2 separate regions of the Mus musculus genome follow, and region 2 is linked to region 1. Evidence: chromatin loops called from intact Hi-C (ENCODE). Cell type or tissue: left cerebral cortex. All regions are shown on one strand. Links, peaks and the distances in the headings refer to the core of each region. The heading gives the core; the rest is flanking DNA.

Evidence for each region. Hi-C counts contacts between places; a loop is a spot of excess contacts. Peaks named below come from ENCODE experiments on the same cell type or tissue, not always from the same donor. Only the 100,000 strongest peaks of a DNase experiment are listed, where the experiment ranks them.
Region 2: a loop joins it to region 1, with 2.7 times the contacts of the local background. A loop is called at or near these places in 1 of 42 quality-filtered maps.

What each region holds. Positions count from the first base shown.
Region 1 is chr7:127,101,444-127,106,818 of GRCm38, forward strand. No RefSeq gene overlaps it. Among named protein-coding and RNA genes, the nearest start is that of AI467606, 13 kb to the left of the region's middle. In left cerebral cortex, for the core only: a CTCF peak has its summit at 3,313 (motif pointing left); a DNase peak (open chromatin) is centred at 3,312; H3K4me3 peaks cover 346 bases.
Region 2 is chr7:126,880,886-126,886,260 of GRCm38, forward strand. It overlaps Taok2 (TAO kinase 2), which reads right to left and starts at 4,082. Exons shown (of 16, transcript NM_001163775.2): 1 at 3,021-4,082. Tmem219 (transmembrane protein 219) reads right to left here. Exons shown (of 6, transcript NM_026827.1): 6 at 5,334-5,375. In left cerebral cortex, for the core only: CTCF peaks have their summits at 2,126 and 4,009; DNase peaks (open chromatin) are centred at 1,213, 3,220 and 3,966; H3K4me3 peaks cover 4,103 bases; H3K27ac peaks cover 3,070 bases.

The DNA of each region.
Region 1 (5,375 bases), core at 319-5,318:
AGGAGAGAGAGAGCTGAGAGAGGAGAGACTGAGGCAGAGGCTTGGAGATGGTTCCAGAGGAAAGAGCTGAGAAGCCTGGAACCCCAGTTGTTAGAGGATTTCTCTCAACTGCTCGGCAAGGAATCAAGTGTGTGTGTGTGTGTGTGTGTGTGTACATGAAAGCAAGCTACTCAAGGCCAGGGAAAGAGCCACCTGCAGGATTAACCAAGCCAGTGCCAGGACTGACACAAAGCCAGGGCAGCTCCTGCCAGATTAGAACACTCAGAGGTCATGAAAGGAGGTAAACTACTCAGGAAGACCTTGCTTGTCCCAGTAACAGGCATGACTAACTGGAGACAGGATGTCCACTCCTTATCATAAAGATATCATTATCATAAGAATCCTGTGTAGGTCTGGTGTTTATCTGACAAGCAATATAAGATTAGCAGGCATAAGGAGGCAGAATGAAGAGACAATATAGAGTTGGGAGAAAATATTTGCAAGCAGCATTTGATAAGGGGTCAATATTTGCAAAGCATCAAGCACCTAGGCAGAGAGGCTGCAGCCACGACCTCATTTCTAGAGACTGATTTCCAGCAGAAACAACCTGGCTCACAGAGGCAGAAGGGAGGAGAGAGGACATCTCAGCTTCTCAGCTTGGGGTTAGGGAGAGATGGGAGCTGTGGCTAAAGGGTGAAAAATTGGAGTCAGACAGAAGAAATCAGTAACCATGTAAATCGATGTGTGCAGAGCTTAATTCAATCATCAGCATTGTATACAATGAAGCAAAAACAGAAAGATGAAAATTACAGGGACTAGGAGGGAATAGAGGCCCTGAGTCTGGGGTAAAACTAGCCACAGCGGTGACATCTGTCTTCCTACAGAGGTTTCCAGTGAGGTTGCTAAAAGCAACAAGCCAGCCGGGTGGCACAGTGGTGGTGGGGCATGCCTTTAATTCCTGCACTCGAGAGGCAGAACCAAGCAAGTCACTCTGAGTCTGAGGCAGGCTTGCTCTACGTAGTGGGTTTCGGGTCAGCCAGGGCTATACAGTGAGACTTTGTCTCAAAATAACACAGAACAAACAAACAAAAAACCAAGCTAGAGACATAAAATCATTCCACTGCTAAGGGCACCGCCACCAAGCCTGATAATCTGCATTTAACCCTGGAACACATATGGTGGGAAGTTGTGATTCTTTTTTGAAATGACAACCTTTGAATAATTATAACTTGGAAAAAAAAATCACAAAACCCTATCTGTAAAGACACCAAAGTGAAAAGCTCTCTGGGTCTCAAGACTTAAGTGTATAGTGTTCTCCTTTAAATCTCTCAGTCTCTTTGTCTCTGAGTTGTTGTCTCTCTGTTCTCTCCCTCTTCCTCTCAAAGCTCAGATTTAAACACAGAATGCATAATATTTCTTATCTTTTTTTTTGAGACAAGGTCTTACTATGTAGTCCCGGCTTGCCTCACACTAACAGATTCCCCCTGCCTCTGTCTCCTGAGTGCAGGGGCTAAAGATATGCACCATCAAACTTTCCCTTACCCTTATCTTAATAAATCTGATAACATAACTTCATTCTGGCTTGCCATGAAATCCATTTCCGTGTTATAGTCAAGGATCCAGCTTGAGGGGCTGGAGCAATGGCTCCCAAGTTAGGAGCATTGGGTGCTCTTCCAGAGGACCTGGGTTCAGTTCCCAGCACCCACATGGTTCCTTACCACAGTCTGTAGTTTCAGCTCCAGGGCATCTGACCTCTGACCTCCACAGGCACCAGGCATGCAAGGTTTATATACATACCCACAAAGCAAAACACTGGGGTTTTTGCTGTTGTTGTTGATTGCTTTGTTTTTAATTATTATATTCTATGTGTACGGATGTTTTGTCTGCCCATATGTATGTTCACCATGTGTATACACATCTGTATGTCCACTGTGTGTGTGTATGTACGTATGTATGTACATCGTATGTGTGTATGTCCCTCGGGATGTACTCTGCCACTGAGCTACATTCCAGCTCTTGTTTTCTTAGGACTGGCTCTTTCTATAATCCAGGCCAGCATTGATCCTTTGGCCTCAGCCTCTTGAAACTCTACCATGCTGGGTCTGGGGCTGCTCTGTAGGACTCCTGAATCTTTTAACTGAAGCACTAGAGAAAGAGGCTGCCCAGGGCCCACCACACTAGAGCTACATCAGGATGATCCCCTCACCCGATGGTTCCTTTAAGGGCTCTGCCAGTTTCCACCGACTGGAACATGTTAAAGACTGCCCTCACCATCAGAAGAAGCCTGCTATGCGCAGGGGTGGGTGCAAATTTACCAATGATCCAGTGATGAGATTTTTCTGTAGTTCAGAATCTGGCCTCACAGAACTGAGTTACCCAAGGCTTCAGAGCTGAAATATTGGGAGCTGTCTACAATGATCGATCACTCGGGACACCACAGGAACAAAGCCAGGGGATGCAGCAGCAGTTGGAGATGTTTACCTCCTTCCAGAGCAAGTGATAAATAATGTGTGTCTGCTCCATCAACACAACAGAGAGATCTTTTTTTAAACGCAAGATGGTTTCCAGAAATGTTCTGGCTTGCTAAGAGGTCCTGATGGCTTTAAATGCCTCCTCCCTTCCGTGGCCTTGGCACGGGACTCCTGGGCATGGAAGCAATCTCTCTCAGCTTCAGTTTGAGCTCTTGCTGTCCTTGAAGGAACACCTCCCTGCTCTGGCCTAACTTAGCTTCTGTTGGTGACTAGGTTGAACGGTGGGACAGGGTTCACTAGATGGCAGTGTAGGTAGGTGAGTAGGAGAGCAGATGGGCCTGTGTGTGAATGAGGTTGCCACCCAAGCTGGGCTTAGCACAGCACTAGGTTACCTTCGACATTGGGGTGAATATCTGATGACAAGACTGGGCTGGCAAGTCGGTGGAAGGATTCCCCTAGCTTTCTACTCCTTCCTGAGTGAAGTCTCTTTGTTTTGTTCTTACTTTTTTGAGACAAGGTCTATGCAGCCCGTTTTGGCCTCCAAAATGTGATTCTCCTGCCTCAGTTTCTCAGGTACTAGGATTATAGACTTGAGGCACTAGGCCCAGCCCTGGCTTTCTTCTCCTCTGAAAGAGGGTTCCAGTCTGCAGTCCAGGCTTAACTATATAGACCTGACTGGCCTCGAACTGGCAATCCTCCGGCTCTGCCTGGTGAGTGCTGTGAACACAAACAAACAGCTCCAGCAGCTCTAGCCCTGTCTTCCGGAACAGCTGCTGCACTTTGTATTCCTGGCCACCTGGCCTATTGTCTTTTTGAATCCCCAAGAGGGTGGAAATCAAGCCATGGGGTTACATTGCCCTCTGGTGGTCATAAGGCCATTTTTATGAATTTTCCTGAACTGCTTTTCCATTGTTCTTCTGGACTCCGCCCCAACCCCGGACCCAGACACATCGCCATAAGGACAAGTCTCCCTGTCTGTTTTGAGTAGTGCCAGACATCCACGGAAGGAGTGAAGAACGCCTCCGAATGCTGCCCCACCACCGTGTTGATATGTAACCTCCAGCGATGCTCTTGGCTCCGTAAGCCAGTTTCCTTGTGGGTAACACGGAGATGTTGATACCTCGCCCCTCCCCCATCATTAACTGAGGGATGGGACCCTTCTCATCCTCCAGGTGCACTGATGATGTCACAGAGGATGGCAGTAGTCACCTTCACTCATCCAGTCAATTCGGCCAGTTGTCAAATGGGTTTCGCACTGGGCATGGGGCAGCCTTGAGAAGTGCTCTAACCGTAGCCCCAGGCTGAACAGGAAACCCACCACCCAGTGAAAGGGGACACTCCTCTTCTGCCATGTCTTCTCTCTGCCCCCTGAGACCTCCAAAAGAGTCTAGCCTCTACTCTAGCAGTTCTCAGCCTGTGGGTTATGACACCTTTGGGGTTTGAATAACCCACAAGGACCCCTTTCACAGGGGTCCCACATCAGATATCCTGCATAGATTCCTAACGATAATAAAATTACAGTTATGAAGTAGCGACAAGAATAATTTTATATTGGGGATCACCACAACACAGGGAACTGCATTAAAGGGTCACAGCAGTTGGAAGGTTGAGGACCACTGCTCTACCCACACTGGTGCCTGCTTCACTGGCAAGACCCTCATCCAAGCCTCCCCAGGCAGCATCCCTTCACCTCCCTGCAGCCACCCGGCTTTTCTCCGCCTGCATCCTTCTTCAGGGGACCGAATCTGCGTTGGCTTATTTTCTAGCTTGAATCCGATTGTTCTTGGGACCCAGTCCAAATCCTCTGACCTACCATTTTGTGGTCTGGAGCCAGCCTATCCCCTAGTCATCTTGTTTTCCAGGGCCCAGCGTCAACCAATTCAGCACACAATGCAAGCCATTACCTTCCTCTGGGCCTCTGCCCATGCAGTTGCCTCTGCCTGGAAACCCGGCACCTCCCTCTCTGCTATGAGGAGAGCAAGTGCTACTTTGGCTTGCCTGGAGTCTTACTTGCTTTCCTCCAGTAATAGAATCCCTTCCCAGTTCACAGAGTTCAGAGAATCCTGGAAGGGTCTATCCATTTCTGAGTTCAAAATTGACCTTAAAATTCAGCCTGACAGAGTCCTTAAGAAATAATTGCAACACTCGCCAGGCATAGTGGCTTCTGCTGGTTTCCCAGCACTTGGGATGTGAAGGTTTAGGGACTAGTAGCTCAAAGACAGCCTTGGCTACACAGTGAGGTCCAGGCCAGCAGAGACTATGTGAGCTAATGAGACCTTACATCTAAAAGCAGTAACAGCAATCCTGTGGAAGAGACATGTGTGGGATTCATGCTCCCCCTCAGTGCAGTCCACTCCCCTCTGTCTGCTCCGGACTCACCCCCTAATTTTAGATTCCAGCACATGAGTTTGGGTCTCCTAAAGCTTAATTCTCACTGCTGCCCCTGATACCACCCGAAATCCCAGATTTAGGACTTTCTGGTTACCAGAGCTCCCGTGCCTCCCCTCACCCCTCCTCCTCCGGGCTCACATTTCCTGCACTGGTACCCAGCAGTGCCCAGTTCTGCAGGGACTCCGTTTTCCTTCTTCAAAAGTAAGGAGTTGGGGCTTTTAAAGACCAAAGGTCTCTGGAGTTAGTCCACTTTGCTAAGAGCATCCATGCTGCCCCTGCAGGAAGAATGGGGACCAGGAATGGGTGAGAGACAATGGGTACTATCCCATGTGACACATTCAGGCTGTGTCCATGAGAATGGCCCCCTTGGTTCAGAATATTGGCCGGCTCTGTCCAGGATCTCTGCCAAGTACATCTTCACTTCCTGATGCACCACCCTCCAAGGGCAGGGCCATGAATAAAGCAGGCCTCAGTCTATTGGGCTCTGGACTGTGCAGTGGGCTTAGTGTTTGCCTTCACACCTCCCCACTAAGC
Region 2 (5,375 bases), core at 135-5,134, 220 kb before region 1:
GTCTCTGGAATCCCTAAAATTGCCACAAAGACAATTCTGGGAAGCCAAGCATCCCCTAATCAGCCCTCACTAATTTCTCAGCTCCCTATACACTGCCATTTCCCTCAAGCATAAAGATTTGTGTCTCAGCCAGAGCTTCAAATCCCAACATGTCCTGCCCCACAAGTTCTCATAGTCCAGTGATTTCCAGGGACCTTCCTGTACCCCTTGGTGCTGAGGCTACCTCCTCCTTCAAGCTCTCAAACACTGGATGAGAACAGGAAACAGGCCGGATGTGGTGGAAATCCGGCCATTGTTACAAGTTGGTACTGGCCTGAAGGGACCAAGGAGACTCATTTTCAAAAAACGTAGGGACCCTGTGGCAGGGAGAACATCCAGACTAGGAACAGTAGGGACTGGCACCTGACATTGGGGACCGCTGTGTTCTGGGCTGCCTCTCTTGTCCAGTCCAACTGCATAAGCAGCATACATGGGAATAGGATGTTGTGGGTCACAAATAACATTCTCTGAGCATGGGTGTTAAGCATCTCGGCAAGCATCACCTCTCAGCGGGCTCCACAACCTCATGGATAAACACTATGGTCACATGCATCCCTTACAGACACGAAAACAGGTTCTGAAAAGGCAAATGATTTGCTACCACCAGGCATCCAGAACAATTATATGAAACTAGCAAGGTCTGATCAAGATCACCATTTTCCAGAGTTACTGAGGTAGAGAGAAGAAAAAGGCCTTTCCCAAGGTCACAGAACAGGACCTTTCCCTTTCAGGTTCAGGACAGAATTCTGTTAGGAGGCAACTAAGCCCAGCCTCCCTGTTTTAGGAGAACCTCCCAGATCATTCCAGCCCTTGAGGGGTGGGCGTTCCAAAGCAAACTCAAAAACAAACTCCAAAGCAAAGTTGCCACAGGGTACCAGGACCAGAACGCACACTCTAGGATAGGCTTTTTAAAGGACTAATGGGAATTTTGGACACAAAGCCCTCAGCAGAGTTGGACTCCTGAGGCAGAGTTCTAGCTACTTAAAAGTACCTAACAATTTCAGCATATAATTATATTCTGTGGCACATTGTTTCCTGTCCATGCTGTTAATTTTGTCTCCTTAGCTCAACTGGAAGCTGGCGGGTGGAAAAGGAGCTAGACTCTTTGTAGGCCCTTAGGGTGGGAAAGGCTCACAACTGACGGACTGGCTGCTCTCAGCTGCTTAGTCTGCTCAAGGCAGGCCCTCTTCTCTTGGAGCATAGTGGCAACCACCCCTCACCACACACCCACACAAAAGGCAGGGCATCACAACTTGCCAAGGGAACCCTCATGACTTCTTAACCAGAAACAAGCCTAAGACTGCCAACCCAGAACCTCAGGCCCCATGAAGAGTGGCAGCCACTGTAAAAACATCGTACAGGTCCCCTTCCTTACAATAACATTTGGGCAATCACCGTGGCCTGGGCTAAATCATAATCACCTTCGAAAGCCCACGTTGCAAAAGAATCCCTAAACTGACTGACCAGTGCGCCCATCTGCAACCTACAGCAAGCGCTTCAGGTAAACTGACTGACCAGTGCTCCCATCTGCAACCTACAGCAAGCGCTTCAGGTAAACTGACTGACCAGTGCGCCCATCTGCAACCTACAGCAAGCGCTTCAGGTAAACTGACTGACCAGTGCTCCCATCTGCAACCTACAGCAAGAGCTTCAGGTAAACTGACTGACCAGTGCTCCCATCTGCAACCTACAGCAAGCGCTTCAGGTAAGTGGCTTACCAGTCCTTTGGTAGGAGATTACAAAATCCCGCTACAGGAGATCTCACTCATACTCAGAGCACTTTGTAGACACCAAACAAATGGCTTTTCCTTCTCTGATTCCAGAGTTGCCAGAGGCTTTACTCCTGGGAGCGAGGGGGCACAGAGAGGGGCTCATTCTAACTCAACAGCTAAGAAAAGGCTAAAGCCATCACTTTTTAGAAGAGAGAACTATCTCTGGAACACGGGCCAAAGTGTGGGATCAGAGTAAAAATGAAGGTCACGTTAGAAAAACACCCATGAGGAAGAGCACAAAGCAGAGCTTCCTCTCAGGAAAAGCTCCTTCTGGAGAGGAAGATCATTACACCCCCAATTTCTAAACCTCACCCTGATACATTCCCCCGCGGGTCCCTCATCAAGCCCAGGCTCAGAAGAAGTGGGTATCCAGTCAGGGACAAGACTTGAGTTAAAATCCTGAATCTGTCACTCAGTGACCTTGAACAACTTTGCTGAGCATCAATGTTTTCAACTGTAAAATGGGAAGACAATAATAAGAGTTCCCACAGGTTGAGTAGGAGTATGTAGTATGGAAAAAAATGTATGCAAAAGCGCTCTGTAAAGGATAGGTCACTTGACAAATATATGAGATTATTTACACCATCTCAGCAAGAGACAGGGCTGGAGGAAATATTACCCCCTCACACACACACACACACACACACACACCTTTGCAAGGACAAAAACTCCAACTAAACCAAGCCAGAAAAAAATATAAGTTCCCAGTGTGGTGGCTTGCACCTGTAGTCAAAACTGTAAAGAGGTTAAAGACTGGACTCCAGGGCCAGATCGACCACCCAGGGCTACAGAAAGGCTGTCTCAATCTAAATAAATAAATAAGCCAGTCCACCTACATGGGAATCAACACCCTAGAGCAGTCTTGGGGAAAAAAAAAAAAAAAGAGTATAATAAAATCATGAAGAGGTGGTTGTGAGGGCAAAATTAATAAAGACTAGAAAGGTGGAAAGCCATTTGATTGGCTAAGCATCCTAGGGCGTGACCCTTGGTGACAAGACAGGCCCTGTCACCTGAGAGTACCCCTTCAACCAGACACAATGAAGGCAAGAGAAAGGGAGAAGAGGTAGCAACAGAAGCAGACTGGGCTGGCCAGAGACTGACCATGGGCCCAACAGGAATCCCTATCCTGAGGAGAGGGCCTACCCAGCCCCAGCTTCTCGGCATGGAGCTGACCAGAGGGGCTCATGCCCATACACCCATGTCTCTCACCTGGTAGGGGTCACTATGGTGCCCCAGCGCCTCCGCTTCCGCCTGGGGTACTCCAGTTGCTCTGACAAGCAGGGAGAGGGGCAAGGAGACCTTCCCCCTCGCCACCTCTTCCTCAGCTTTCGCCCTTCCTGAGGGGCGGGCCCGGGAAGCCTCCCCTGGAGGGGAGGGGGTGACAACCTGATCTGACCTCGCGGTCCAGTCCTCCCCCAACTCGAGGGCGACAGTTGCTGAATCCCGGATTTCCGATTGTGGGGTCTGAGCCCCGTATATTTGCAAGGGCTAAAAATGAGTCCGATATCTGATCGCTTGGAGGATGAACCCCGGATATTGGTGCACACAGGGTCCTGAATCCCAGGTATTTTAAATTCTATAAAACAGAGACCCAGGTTTGTAAAGGTTGGGACTTTGGGTCCCAGATATCTGATATACGAGGGTTTGATACCTGGGTATCTGAGAAACAAGGGACCAAGCCCCAAAATTTGGGACCCAGGGGCCTGAGCCCCAGGTCTTCGGCCACGACAAGGGGCCCACCCCGAGGACGCCCGGCTGCACGGCCCCTCTAAGGCTGGGGTCCGAGAGTGACAGCCCCTACTCCAGCCCTGGCCTACTCCCTTTCCCGTCCTCTCTCTCCGGAACAGCTGAAGGACTGTAGCGGAGGCGCTGCTGATGGTCCCTGTGCCTCACTCCCTTTCCTTTTCGTCTCAGCTTCTCACCGCACCACAGCCCTGCTCTCGTCCCGGCCTCCCTCTCTCTCCCTCTCTCTCTTCCTCCCAATTCCAAGATGGAGACCGGGCGGGAGCGCGCAGGCGCGGTATGCACGCCGGGCCAAAGGGGTGGGGCCCCAAAGGAAATAGCCCCGCCCCTCGCCAGTAGCCGCCGCGGCCCAGACGACAAGCTGCCTTCGAGCCCAAGTGCGCGCGCGCCCCGCCACGCGGATCCTTGGTGGGAAGAGGAGAGGAGAAAGGCTTGGCTTGCTTGGGGTGGAGCCCAAGCGCGCGGTCCAAGGACTGCTGGTGGAGAGAGCTGTGGCGCATGCGCCCGCCACGCTTTCGCGCTGCGACTGAGCCTGTTGCTAGGGGAAGCTCTGAGGGGGTGCTCTAGGAAGGAAAGCTGTGGTCTGCGCCTGCGTGCAGGGTAAAGGCTGAAAGGAGTAAAGCAAGGCTGCTGGCAGCTGGGCGCCGGAAAGGCGGGAAACCGGACCATTATTATGTTCACAAGTATCTAAACTAAACCTGAGCTCCCAAGTGCGAGAACGATGTGCCAAAGTTCGGAAAACCCAATGGGTCAAATCCCTACTGGAAAATTGAGGTCCAGTAGGATTGTATAACTTGCCAAAACGCATTAAGCATTTCATACACAGAACATCAATTTAAGTTCATGGAAGAAAACAAATGACAAAGTAGCACAGTTGTGTTCACAGTGTGTCTAAAGAGTATATAGTGCTAGATTAATGCTTACAATTCCAGCACTCAGCAAGCTGAGGCTGAGGCAGGAGGATACCAGTTCTGCAGGGTATGTAACCTAATGGAGTTCCAGTATCAAAAACAAAAAACAAACAGACACACAAACAAACAAAGAACAAAAAACCACAAATATTTTCCAAAGCAAATCCACCAACACGGCCACAGTTTTAAGTGACCTATGCCAACTTGTATTTCAAACTAAGGTCAACAAGGGTAACAAGACGCTAATCATCAGGAAACTAGAGAGGGTGACATCCAAAGATTTTGAGTTCCAGGCCAGGGGGCCCAGGCTTTTCATCCCAGCAACTTGAGAGGTAGAGGCAGGCAGATCTCTGAATTTGAAGCCAGCTAGGGCTCTATAGTGAGACGTGACAAAACAAGGCTGGGGAGCCTGTTCAGTGGTAGAGTGCTTGCCTGCCTAGTGTAGGCGAGGCTCTACATTCAACCCACAGTGCCACAAAATTGGACAGGAGCAAAATGACTAAGTATGTGCTTGCTGAGAAAAGGCTGGTAACCTGTGTTCTATCCCCTGAACCCATGCAAGGGTTGAGGAAGAGAGCACAACTGCTCTGGGACCCCCATGCACGGGCCATGGCATGAGCACACCCAATAAGAAAGAAAAGCCCCCATGGAGTGGTGGCATGTGCCTTTCATCCCAGCACTTAGGAGGCAAAGGCAGGAGGATCTCTGAGTTCTAGGCCAGCTTGGTCTGCAAAGTAAGTTCCAGAACAGCCAGGGATACATAGAGAAACTGTCTCGAAAAACAAAACAAAAAAATTCTTTTACGTCAACAAGGAAAAGTCCCCAGTATTTACTTTAATCCAATCCCCAGTAAGTACCTTACACAATAGTAGTCAAAAGCCATTTATTTTCCCACAGTCTAGTTCTTCAC